Regions from separate parts of the Homo sapiens genome. Here all the other regions are linked to region 4. Evidence: chromatin contacts called from ENCODE Hi-C or POLR2A ChIA-PET data. All regions are on one chromosome and are shown on one strand. Each heading gives the region's core, a stretch centred on a gene start or an enhancer-like site at or near the end of the contact. The rest is flanking DNA. Distances are from core to core; before and after follow the strand shown. Region 1 has its middle 42 kb from the start of MDM1. Region 2 has its middle 40 kb from the start of IFNG. Region 3 holds the start of IFNG-AS1 (IFNG regulatory antisense RNA 1). Region 4 overlaps LOC105369812 (a long non-coding RNA gene).

Region 1 (3,060 bases), core at 451-2,950, 920 kb before region 4:
GGGCATTGGAACTAACAGTAGGTTCCTGAACTGACCTTCTAGCGCTGAGAAAGGGACAGAAGGTGTCATCTGAAAGGTCCCTTAACCTGTCTCTCCAGGGGAAAACTTGCTATCAAAGAAAACTTGGATTATAACTTACAGAATTAAAATTTAGAAATGGTTCCTGGCAATCTCTCTTCTGTCTTCCATTCCTGGTTCTCTGAGGCCTTCTGTCCTCTATAGCAGTTCTAAGACAGAGGGTTATGTGTGAGACAGAGTGGACCCAGCAGCATGGGGAGGAGGTACCTATTTGGGTCGGTCCATTTGCATTCTGATTCACTGTGTCCTGAGTGGCTTAATGCTGTTTCCAGCCTGCTCTCTTCTCTGTAAATTCCTCCTTTCTCAGTGGTATGGGATGGATTTTTCTGCCCTCATATTCTCCTAAACCTTGCCTGATCTTTTTAAAACTGATTTTTCCGCATCCTGTTTGCCTTTAATTGAGATTTAGCCATGCCCAGGCCTGTCTGGTGACCCGAGGGGAGATTTGTGCCTGGGGCTTGGAGCTGAGAATGTGGAGAAGGCACCATGAGGCTGCTCCCCAGACCAGCCTGTGGACTAGGTTTGTGCTCAGCAGAGAGGGGTCTGCAGGCGGAAGCTGAAGGTGCTGATTTTTACAAGAAACTCCCTGAGACAAAGATTCACAAGCAACATTGCTCAGGGTAAACCCAGACATTGTTAGTTGCTTCTAGAGCTAGTGCTTACAGAGTCCTAACACTTGACCTGAACTGGCTCAGCTCGGTCTTTCCACAGTGTTAGGGGAAAGGGATACTTTCTCCACAGAAGAGAGTTTTTCTGTCCCCAGAGCTGTAGTTTGGGGGATTTCTTAAACCGCTTCCTGGGCAAGAAAACAGAATGCCTACGAAGGGCTGGGCTGAGAAGCTGCTCCAAATGGCTATTTCTGTAGCTGGGTTGCTAGAACATAAATAAGAAGCGTGTTTGTGAACACACGAGATGCCCTTGGATGCTCCCAAATACAAGCATGGGAGAAAAGATTGCAAAGGTCTCCATTTATGTGGTTGGCAGAACACATTACTGAAATGTGTGCTGTTATTTTAGCGTAAGCTCATTTGTACTCACTGGCTGGCCAGATCAGGCGAAGTTTGAGTTACATTTGTAAGTGTACATAGGTACATATGAAATCGATACTGAAAGCCCTGTTCTAGAAACAGTGATACCCAACCCAGCCAACCCAGTCACAAACACCATGGCACGCATAGGTATCTGTTTACAGGTGCCACATTTAGTATGGCTATGAGTCATCAAACCTGTAATTACTTCGCAAAGTTTCCTAAACCACTCTTGTCAGTAAATAGCAGTATGGCATGCGGCTCTACTTCTTCAAATGAGGGAGGGAGTACAGTTAGCTGAATCTTAATTCATAGATGGTCTATCTTATTTCCTAGAATGTGTAACTAGGACTTTGTCATTTTGTTTACTTCTGTATCTGCAGCGCCTAGAACAGTGCCTCCTACACAGTGGGTGCTTAATATTGGTGAATAGATAAATGAATGAATGAACGCTTGGATTTTATGTATGAGTTGGAGGCCATCTCTCTTCTCTCTTCCCACTCAGTTGCTGTTACATCTGCCAACTTCTGCTTTTACTTGAGTCCCTGGCCTATGGAAAATTACACCCTCTCAGTGTAGACTGTGGGCAGAACCTGGGACATTATAGGTCAGCACGTGGGTGTGAGTTCTTGTACAGACACAGAGGCCTCTGGCTTAGCAAGTCCCAAAGGCTCTGAGGGACTTTCAGGCAGAACACTATAAGGCTCATCTTCCTTAAACCATGTTTTTTTTTTCCCATTATGAAAATAACACATGGTCATTAAACAAAGTTTGGAAATGCTAGAAAATATGAAGGTAGAAAAACTACCCACAGTCCGCCGGGCGTGGTGGCTCACACCTGTAATCCCAGCACTTTGGGAGGCCGAGGCGGGCGGATCATGAGGTCAGGAGATCGAGACCATCCTGGCTAGTACGGTGAAACCCCGTCTCTACTACAAAAAAAAAAAATACAAAAAAATTAGCTGGGCGTGGTGGCGGGCGCCTGTAGTCCCAGCTACTCGGGAGGCTGAGGCAGGAGAATGGCGTGAACCTGGGAGGCGGAGCTTGCAGTGAGCGGAGATCTCGCCACTGCACTCCAGCCTGGGCGATAGAGCGAGACTCCGTCTCAAAAAAAAAAAAAAAAAGAAAAAAACAAAAGAAAAACTACCCACAGTCCCTTTACCCAAACACAAATCCACCCTTCTCTTTCTCCTGGATTATCACATAGCTTTAAACCTGCACCATTCTCTCCAGCCTTGCATCCAATCCAGTCACGGTGCCAGGAAGAGATCTTTCTAAAGCACAGATCTGAAAACACTTCAAAGGCTTCCTGTTGCCTTTAGTGTCCAAACTGCTCCACAGGATTGGTTCTGCTTATGTCTTCAGCTTCCTAGCCCCACCCCGACCCCCCATAATATTACGCTTGTGCCAAATGGAATTTCCCTCAATTCTTCAAACAAGCTGCACCTTCTCAGGTTCACTCTGCTTGGAAACCTCGCGACCTTTCTTGGGTCTATTCTTTCTCTCTTTTACTCTGTTTCCTTGTCTGTGTTCATCTGTTTTTTCATACATTTTCTCTTTGATTCAGCATTTAGATAGTATTTCCCCTAAAAAACTTTTCCTGACTGTCCTTCCCCTTTTCTCTACCAAATCTGAGTTTGGAGGTCCTCTTGTGTGCTTCAAAAACCCATACATTTCTCTTGTCATGTAGCTCATCATGCAGTATTTTAGTGCTTCTTTGTGACGGCATCTTTCTAACCTCAGTGCTTAGCCCAGTGCCTGGCTCATGGCACACAGCTCAATAAAGAGTGGTCAAAGAGAATTTAGATTGACCATTATTTATATTTTAAAAATATTTTCTTTATTAAAATTTGTTTTTAATTGACAAAAATGGTATTTTTTATGGTGTGCTAGAAACATCTCCTCTTAATTTTGCTTTAATCACTTTTTTTTTTTTTGAGACAGAGTCTCACTC
Region 2 (2,702 bases), core at 77-2,576, 670 kb before region 4:
TGCTTTTAGCAATCATATTATATATGCTGGTGGCTCAGTTTCAGCTTGTGGTCATCTAAGATCTTCTGACTTTTTTTTAAACCTTGGCAAGCCAGGGTCTTTCTATCTGAAATGTACATAATCGATTATTTTTAAAACCTTTAATGCAGGCCTTTAACATTTATCTCTTTCAAATAGTACCTTATTAGTGTAAGCCAAATTTTCCAAACATATTCTAAAGCTAATTTCATCATTGTTTGCTTTATAGTCCTGCCTAGGACCTTACTTTTTAAGATGCCTGGTTCTCTTCCTTAGAAACTAGGGATGGCGGTGTTCCTGTTACTATAATTTGTGCATGGAAAACTAGATTGAGCTCAATTTCATTCCTGGGAAACAACAACTTTCTTAGCTAAAATATAAACCCTAACTGGAAAGCAACTGACCAGAGGTTAAGAATTGCATTTTGAAATAGTAATTGACCACAAATCAAAAGACATGTACTATTTAATGTGCTTGATTGATTTCAAGCTTCCAAATCCTCAAAGCTAAAAACTGTCATCATAATGTACTTAGTTAATGGGTGACTGTATTTTTAGAAAAGCTTTTGACAAAAGGCTAGAAAAAGACTTAAATGCATAAACCAGGGTATTTTCTTGCCTGAGTATTCCATTAATTGAGATTTTATACTTAACACCTTTTTTTTAAGTTTTACAAAGGACCATGAAATTGTGATCCCTGTGAGGTAGATGGGCTATTTTTATTTCACTTCTAAGAAGATCAAGGTATAAGGTACCTATTTCCTCGGATGTTATGAACCCAAAGAATATAATGATGACATTTTGATTTTCCACCCAGGCCTTTTGCCATGACTTTCCCAGCACTCACGTCAGATATCTTCATTCACAATTTAAAAAGAAGAGTTATGTCTCAAGGAGAAAAATCTAGGTAGGAACAGATAGAAACAGTTTTACATAGAGCTCAGCTAATTGTGTGAAGTTGGTGGTCATGAAACTGTGGGACTCTGAATGTTGGTTACACCAAGGCGCAATGTGGGCAGAAGATGCTTCCTCCAGGCAGCTTGGGCAAACTGTTTAGTGCAACACCCTTGCTGTGTAGGCTTATTTTTAGCAGAAACAGGGACCTTGAACTCATCAGCTCATTTTGAGTTCAATATGAAATCTGAACCTAGACCCGAGAAGATGCCTACCTGTGTCCCCACCCGCCCCCTTGGTGTGCTGCCAGAAAATGTTTACTCAGAGCAGCAGCTGAAGTCTGTTTGGGAACCTGCAGCCTGTGTACATCCGACTAGTGACCAAGATGCTTGGGTGTGTGCTGACTCATTTAAGAACAACTGATTTAGAGAGCTGCTGGGGTGTGGGTGTTAGTGTGCTGTGGTTCATTTTCCAGCATGCTACCAGAAAAGCACTGGATGGAAGTGGCAAATGACAAAGTCAAAACACAGTTACTGTACTGTTCAGAATATAGACAGCAATTTCCTTTCTAAATCTGTCTTTTAGGATGCCCTAGTCATTAGCATCTGGATTTGGCAATATTTTAGAAATATTTAAATATAGCTATGTTTAATGAGCACTTACCACATGCTAGGCATTTTTCTAAATGTTTTACAGGCGTTAAATCATTTAGTTCTCATAGCCACACTCTGAGTTATCTGTTCTCATCTGTCATCATGGCCATCTTGCAGTTGGGGACAGCTGAGGCTTGGGGATATGTAATTAGCTTAAAGATACCAGAGTATCTGTGGCAGAGCATGATATAAATCTAGGTCTGACTCAATGTCAGACTCAATATGACTCAAGTCTATATTGTTAACCTGTTAAATGTTACTGAGGTTTTGGTGCTATTTAAATAGAAATAAATGGGTTGTGCTTAATGTTCAGTAAATACAATTTCTATACCACTTTCTGATTTTTTTTGTATATGGATATATATGAAATAGAAGTCAAGCGTTTGTCCATTTAATCTGAAAATGTGCACTCAATTGTGATTAGGTGTAGGAAGATGGTGCGACGATCTTTTTACACGTGATGGATTCTTAAGTCTTTTTAATTCTTTCAGGTGGCTGATCTCTGTTCAGGGATATGTCAAACAACCCTTCTTTCTCCAGCAGGCAAGAGGCAGGTCTGGGTGGGACACTCTGGGCTGGGCTGGGCCTAGCTTCTGGAAACACCCAGGGATCCCTTAAGTCATAGCCTAAGTCAGGGTCCTGGGGCCATTGAGAACTCTTCATGGTTAAGAAGGGGGGATACCTGAGGGTAAGTTAATTACTCCAATGGCATAAATCAGTGTTTCAGACATACATTTAATCATCTGTAACAACTTTTGTTGACCCTATCTTAAGGTCATTTGAATCTTTTTCCAGAAGCCTATTGCTCTTGGCAATCTGAGGGATGGGGCAGTTAGAGACAGAGGGCTTTGACCCATATGTCTCAGGCCTCATCAGCATGACTACAGAATAGAGACATTTATTTATTTATTTTGTAATTGCCTAAATTACGAAATTGTGTACTCCCCTCCTTTTCTTGCCCAAATGCTAAAAACTGGAACCCCCTACCTCAACTGCTCTCTCAGTATTCTGAGAGCTCTCAGTGTCAGGTTTCACTGTTCCTCCCTCCTCCACTCCCCAGGTCTCTGTCTTCCTCTGCGCTGTCATGACCTTCGGGGCTGGGCTGCTGTGATCATCCCTGCCACCTTCCAGAGACCAC
Region 3 (3,090 bases), core at 65-2,564, 540 kb before region 4:
ATTAGCTGGGCATGGTGACAGGCACCTGTAATCCCAGCCATTGGGAGGCTGAGGCAGGAGAATCACTTGAAGTCAGGAGGCGGAGGTTGCAGTGAGCTGAGATCGCGCCACTGCACTCCAGCCCGGTCGACAGTGCGAGACTCCATCTCAAAAAAAAAAAAAGTATTAATGTATTTCAAACCCTTAGGTGTATAAAGTTTCCTTTAAAAAAGGATTAGAAAGCTTCTATTGGTCATATAAGATGTTCAGATGTTTCTATTTTTGTTACTACAAGCAAAACAAAGCTAATCGCTCTTAACTTTGTTCCCTTAATTCACTGCCAAAGGTGAGCTCAGAGAGGATTTATATGGACCAGTTCTGACCATTGTAGGTTAAAGACATTTCTTTGAATTTCAGCTGAGAAACATTCTCCCATGCAGCCCTTTTACCAGTTAAGTTGAATAAGCTTGACTTTGTAGATATTGTTTTTAGTTTCATTTCAGAAAAAAAGAACATTAAGAAGTCAATTTAATAAGCAAAATTATTTACGTGATTTAACTTAATTTGGCAATATGGCTGGGAAAATACAGAACAAAACAAAAGCAAATGTAAGAATACATACTTGGAACTGAACCAGTAGTGTTAGCAGTAATTATGCAATTAGTAGTTTTAATTACAATTAAAAAATCACCCTAAATTATCCAAGACCTATGATATGTGACATGGCACTCACCACCTTGAACAACTTCTCTGAATTCATTTTAAAACTGAGTACGGCGCCCATGGCATTTTCTTCCCAACTCATCCACCTGTGACCATGTTAAGAAGAAATTCCCTAGAATAGTTCAATCAAAGCTTACTGTGAACACTCTCACAACTTAATCAATGTTCTACATGTTCATTTCAAGGTTATTCTGAGATCTCAGGAAGGGTTTGTGAGCTTCCTGAAATAGAAGAAGTCTCAGAGGAATTCATCCCCCTGAGCTCAGTGGAGACATTCCAGCCATGCGGGTCTCCTTCCTCCTCTCCACCCCAGCCTTCCTCCTTCTTCTTCCTCCCTCACAGCAGAGATATGACAAACACCACCCACTTACAGTTGGTTCTCCTAATTCCACCCACAGGAGCTAAAAACCTAAAGAAAACACATTTATTTGTTTAAAAATGTAATTTACAAACAGCATTTTCATGAAAAATGTTCTCACCCTCGTTGTGCTAGTTCGTTGTATCTTTTTCTTCCAGGCTTATTCCTTCCCAAATGACTACAGTTTTTGCTGGCATTTCTCTGAAGGTATACTTGAGATCTCTTTAAGAGTCAGAAAAGCTACCTGAAATTGCAGGCAGCTTCCTGTTGGGCTCACGTTTTGCAGAATCCACGCTTGGTGTGCAGAAGGTGGGCAAGGTGTTTGAAAAAACAGGAAGCACCTGTGAATGTGTGAATTTATTTCTGGAAGCAGAAGGCTCCCTCTGAGATGGCTCTAGATGCTTCCTGCTGTTCCACCTATGAGCATTTTGCAAGGCCTTTCAGTACTTTGGGGCTATGAACAGGCTTCCGAATGGCAGGATTATTTGGAAAATCTGGGACACGGTGGGAATTCTGTTTTTTTAATGCAACTTTTCTGTTTTTTTCATGCAACTTTTTTCATGCAACTTTCTTTTTGGGGGATATTGGTTGATATGCGTGGAAATGAAGGTAGACTTTTAATTGCAATGGGGAAGTTAAAACCAAATGAGAATTAGAGATGTATGTAGCTTTATAAGTGATTTTGCTTTCATAAGATCATGTTTGTACTCATTGATTCCTTTACTCAGTAAACAGTATTGAGTGCAAGGCACTGAGATACTCCCTAGGAATCCACCGGAGACAAAACAGTGGTTGTGTGAAGTTTCAGTCCCCTGTTTCAGTCCCAAAATCACCTACAAGAAAGTGTTGTATTTCAAATTTGCATTTTTATATTTGCATGTGTCTGTATGATTTAGTGATGTGTTTAATTGAAATGCTACTGAAATAAGTCTCCTCCTCTGTATGAGGTACTCTAAACTACTGTTGGTGGCTGGCTATTCCAGCTTGGGCAGCCCCTGCCTGCCTTTTCAGGTCATGCATTTGGTGACATTAGTGGCTAATTAGGTTAATCCTGTTCCTTGACTGGAGAGACCACAGCTAATTGCTATCCTGTAAATACACTCTTGGCTGTAGATAAACTGGACTGCAACATGTGTCTGGATTCTTGAAGACCTATTACCAGTCTTTGAGGAAAAAGTGTCAACAGCTTCTGTTCTACAGTTTTCAGTAGCTTTATTTTCATATCTGAGCAAAATCTGGCACAGAGTAAAGAATACAGCTCCCTCCCTCTTTTATATGTGTGTGGCCTCAACAGGTCACGTTGCAGCCAGTTTGAAAATCTCCAAGTAAACAGTGCTGATTTGTTGGTAGACTACGCTGGAGAAAATGCAGAGGGGCTGGGGAGAAAGAAACCTGGGTCTAAAGTTTAGCTCTGCCACTTACTAGCTATGTGAACTTGGGCAAGTCATTTAGCATTTCTCCAAGACCACCTTTTTTTCATGTGAATGGAAATAATTCTCATACTTACCCAAGCAAGTATCATGAGGACAAATTATATAAAGTTTATAGAACATTATATAATATACATCCCCAGGTTCTAGAGATGGATTAGGGTTTGAGCCAAGAGGCATGGGTTTGATCTTGGAAAGGTCATCCTGGCCCTCTGTGCCCAAGACACCTCTAGCATAAAGATTGAACATGTCCTGTATTGGGCTCCTACGGATTTACTGAGCACCCATATATGGTAGTCACTGAGCCAGAGACTATTGACACAGATAGAAGTGTCGGGTTCCTGTCCTCAACACAAATGAGGTTCCTCTATTTTATATCCGTTATTGGAAAAGGAGAGGGAAGATTTTCTAAGGTTAGAATGAAATCCTAAAGTAATTAACTGACTGCCAATCATTGTTAAAGGGCACTTTCCATATTGTGTTATCAAGAGCACTGGCAGGCACGGGCAGACCAAGGCCTTGACTGGCTCTTCCACTTCTTAGATGGGTGACTTGGGGCAAGATACTTCGTTTTGTTAAATCTCAGTGTTTTTTGCAAAA
Region 4 (3,023 bases), core at 165-2,664:
GGTCCCACTAGGGCACTGAGGACCAGTGTAGAGGAGGACTCATCCTGCACCAGACCTATAGGCATGGATTATACCATGCCCATGGTGCCAATTAAGCTTTAAGAATCACACTTGCTAGCATTGGAGAGGTTAGGGGGTCGGGGAGAGGTGGTACCTAAAGAAGGAAAAAGACGACTATCTGTGTTAGGCCATTCTTGCATTGCTATAAAGAAATACCTGAGACTGGGTGATTTATTTAAAAAAAAAAAAAAAAAGAGGTTTAATTGGCTCACGATTCTGCAGGCTTTACAGGAAGCATGGTGCTGGCCTCTGCTCAGCTTCTAAGAGGTTTCAGGCAACTTACAATCATGATGGATGGTGAAGGGGGACCAGGCACATCATGTGGCAAAAGCAAGAGCAAGAGAGAGAGAGGGTGCGGGGAGGGGAAGTACCACATATTTCTAAACAATCAGATCTCGTGAGAACTCACTCACTATGGTAAAGATAGCACCATGCCATGAAGGATCCACCCCCATGACCCAAACACCCCCCGCCAGGCCCCACCTCCAGCACTGGGGATACAATTCAACATGAGATTTTGGCAGGGACAAGCATGCAAACTATATCACCATCTGGTAACATCCTATGGCTATGGAAGGGAAGGGAATAGGCAAAATTGGTGGTTGAATTTGGTTGACAACCAAAACTCAGTGGACAACCCCTTTTTGGTATCCCAGTGGTAGAAGCCACTTGGAGAAGGTTGGGAAGCTGAATCAGCCCAGGATCTGTGTGGTCTTCAGCCTTCCAGGAAGTAGATCATGCTGGACAAAAACTTCAGACCTCAACCCACAGGATCTAGAAAGGCCAGGATGGAAGAAGCCACAAGGAAAGGAGATACTTAGAGCTCAGTGGTGCTGGTTAGGGAGTCTTTAAGGACACTTGAGAGCCAGCACCTGTGCCCTCATCCTGGCTTCAGATTCTGTGGCCTAAGTGCTAAAGCCTCCCGCCCACTCCTACAGATGTGAATGAGAGTCAGGGAAAAACTGGGGGTGGGTATGGGAGTCCGATGAGAGAAGAGCACATCAAACCCAGGGTATCTGTGAGAGGGAGCTGGATCCATAGGGCCTGCTCTGCATCTGCAAGTCCAGATGTAATGGCAACACACTTGGGCAGTTACCATCGCTACCTATGTGCAGAAGGCTACACAAACAGGAAGAGGAAATATTCAAGCACTGGCTCGTTCATTTTAACTCGAGAGTGTCTAAAACAGATCCCCAACAGCACGGAAAGTTTCAGTTTTGTAGTCAAGCAGATAAAGATGTGGCTAAGGAGAGTATTCTAAGGCAGATGCCAAGTGTATGCCCTCTGTGAGTGCAATGTGCATTGCCCATGGGCCTAGAGCATTCTAGAATAGATATGCAAAATACATGACCACTTAGGGAAAGTTGAGATGAGTCACTCTTTCTAAGAGTAACCGTTTAAAACATCACACTTAGTATCTCTGAGCCCCACAGCACATGCACTGTGAAGAATAAAAATTCAGATAACATTTAGACTTGCATGAACAATTGTTTTTTTTAAATAGACACCAAAGGAAACTCGAACCCAAATTCTAGATTCAGAATGCCCAACACTGCTTACCAGAGACAATGGATTTTGGTTTAGGTTTTAAAGAGTGATAAGTATCAGATTCAGATGCTAAGAGGTAAAAGGAGAAGACAGTTTTGCTGCTCACTCAGTGGGTTTTCTCAGTTTTAGACAAAGGTCACAAGGGATCTTGGGGGCTCCAGACACTATCGAGTAATTGGTAAAAAGGATGATCATGATATCAAATACCTGGAGTGCTAATTTCTTTAGAAACCAAATTATATAAGACCTTTGAGGCATGTGAACGTTCATCCCCAGTTCAGAACTGCCTGGAAGAAGCAGAGTTGACATTGTTCATTTTTAAATACTGTGCAAGTTCTGCTAGATGGCTAGCATCATAATGGGGTAAGAGCAGATCCTGAGTAGATCTTCCCTAGCACTCCTTAGCTGTTTCCCATGAACCTTAGAGAATCAAAGACCTATAGGCTTAGTGGATACTAAGAGAGATTTGAAGATAAACATGCCATTAAGGCAAAGCCCTTCTCTGACCTGACCCAAGCATGTCAGGCCAGAGACAGTAAGAAAAGGCACCAGAAAAGGCATTCCATGGATAAGAGAGAAGCCAGGGCCCTCCACCCTTTTGAACATTTTGAAAACTGAAAAGGGAAGGCCTGTAAGCAGATGCTCAGGGCCTTCATGATCTCTTTCAGCCAGGTTCTTGCACTAGTATCAGCTGATCAAGTCCTTTCCCTCAGTTTAAACCATGGACTACCGTACTGAGGGCTTAGGAGCTGTGCTTTCTGACATAGCAGGAAGATATCGGGAAGGTAGCTAAATTCTACTGGCAGAAGCTTAAACTATGTGAGATCTAATATCAATATCCTGTTTACAGATCAGAGCCATTGGCACATAATTAGGCAGTGAGACACCAATTCTAGGAGGTGTGTATACAAGGTGGAGGGGTGATCCACAGAAGCCTCCCCTCTGTGCTCTCCAGAGCCAAGCAAGACATGACAGGGAAGTAGAGGGTGGTCGTTTCGGTTATACAGATGCTGCACCTCTTGAAGGAGTCAGAGGCATGTGAGATTCCCAGGGTCCTAAGGGATCTGAGTTCCTTTATGCCAGAAAGCTTGGGCTTTCCAAGGTAAGGCCAATGGTAGCTCTCACTTATGTGGCTCCGGTAAACCTAACTGCTCCAGCCAGGAGGGACAAGATGGAAGCTCAGCATAGGAGGTGGTCAAGGAAAGAAACCTAGGACCTCTGAGGTTGAACTAGACTAGTGGTTTTTGTTTTTGTTTTTTTCAAGTAAATTTGAATTTGGCATTGAGATGGGCACAAATTAGAACAGCTTAAGGATGTATTATTAAAATGAGTGCTGAAATATTCTCTATGAAGACACTTTCCCCCAAGAATACTGTGGTATGGTTTTGAAGACCTCATAAGGCTTGGGATGGAAC

What was found. Hi-C counts contacts between places; a loop is a spot of excess contacts on that map. ChIA-PET counts read pairs that join two places held with the same protein, here RNA polymerase II (POLR2A). Pooled maps may share reads with other maps.
Region 1: a map with no recorded cell type shows a loop between it and region 4 (28-fold over the local background). The contact joins two enhancer-like sites. A Hi-C loop is called at or near these places in 3 of 37 single-sample maps with no recorded cell type and 3 of 50 pooled maps.
Region 2: a loop to region 4 is called in a map with no recorded cell type, with 15 times the contacts of the local background. The contact joins two enhancer-like sites. A Hi-C loop is called at or near these places in 5 of 37 single-sample maps with no recorded cell type and 8 of 50 pooled maps.
Region 3: a map with no recorded cell type shows a loop between it and region 4 (11-fold over the local background). The contact joins the promoter of IFNG-AS1 here to the enhancer-like site in region 4. A Hi-C loop is called at or near these places in 1 of 168 maps with a recorded cell type or tissue (left cardiac atrium), 14 of 37 single-sample maps with no recorded cell type and 5 of 50 pooled maps. POLR2A ChIA-PET finds 5 or more read pairs at or near these places in 4 of 52 experiments (A673, BJ, OCI-LY7 and 1 more).

Annotation. Positions count from the first base shown.
Region 1 is chr12:68,372,596-68,375,655 of GRCh38, reverse strand. No RefSeq gene overlaps it. Among named protein-coding and RNA genes, the nearest start is that of MDM1, 42 kb to the right of the region's middle. RefSeq lists an enhancer at 1,367-1,496. Within about 2 kb of position 1,700, at least 4 of the 41 ENCODE cell types and tissues checked have a DNase peak (open chromatin) inside an H3K27ac peak, as active enhancers do.
Region 2 is chr12:68,118,480-68,121,181 of GRCh38, reverse strand. No RefSeq gene overlaps it. Among named protein-coding and RNA genes, the nearest start is that of IFNG, 40 kb to the left of the region's middle. Within about 2 kb of position 1,326, at least 2 of the 41 ENCODE cell types and tissues checked have a DNase peak (open chromatin) inside an H3K27ac peak, as active enhancers do.
Region 3 is chr12:67,987,671-67,990,760 of GRCh38, reverse strand. IFNG-AS1 (IFNG regulatory antisense RNA 1) reads right to left here and starts at 1,314. Exons shown (of 4, transcript NR_104125.3): 1 at 1,182-1,314.
Region 4 is chr12:67,448,067-67,451,089 of GRCh38, reverse strand. The region is part of intron 3 of LOC105369812 (a long non-coding RNA gene); the gene reads right to left. Among named protein-coding and RNA genes, the nearest start is that of LINC02420, 7.0 kb to the right of the region's middle. RefSeq lists a silencer at 2,530-2,714. Within about 2 kb of position 1,414, at least 4 of the 41 ENCODE cell types and tissues checked have a DNase peak (open chromatin) inside an H3K27ac peak, as active enhancers do.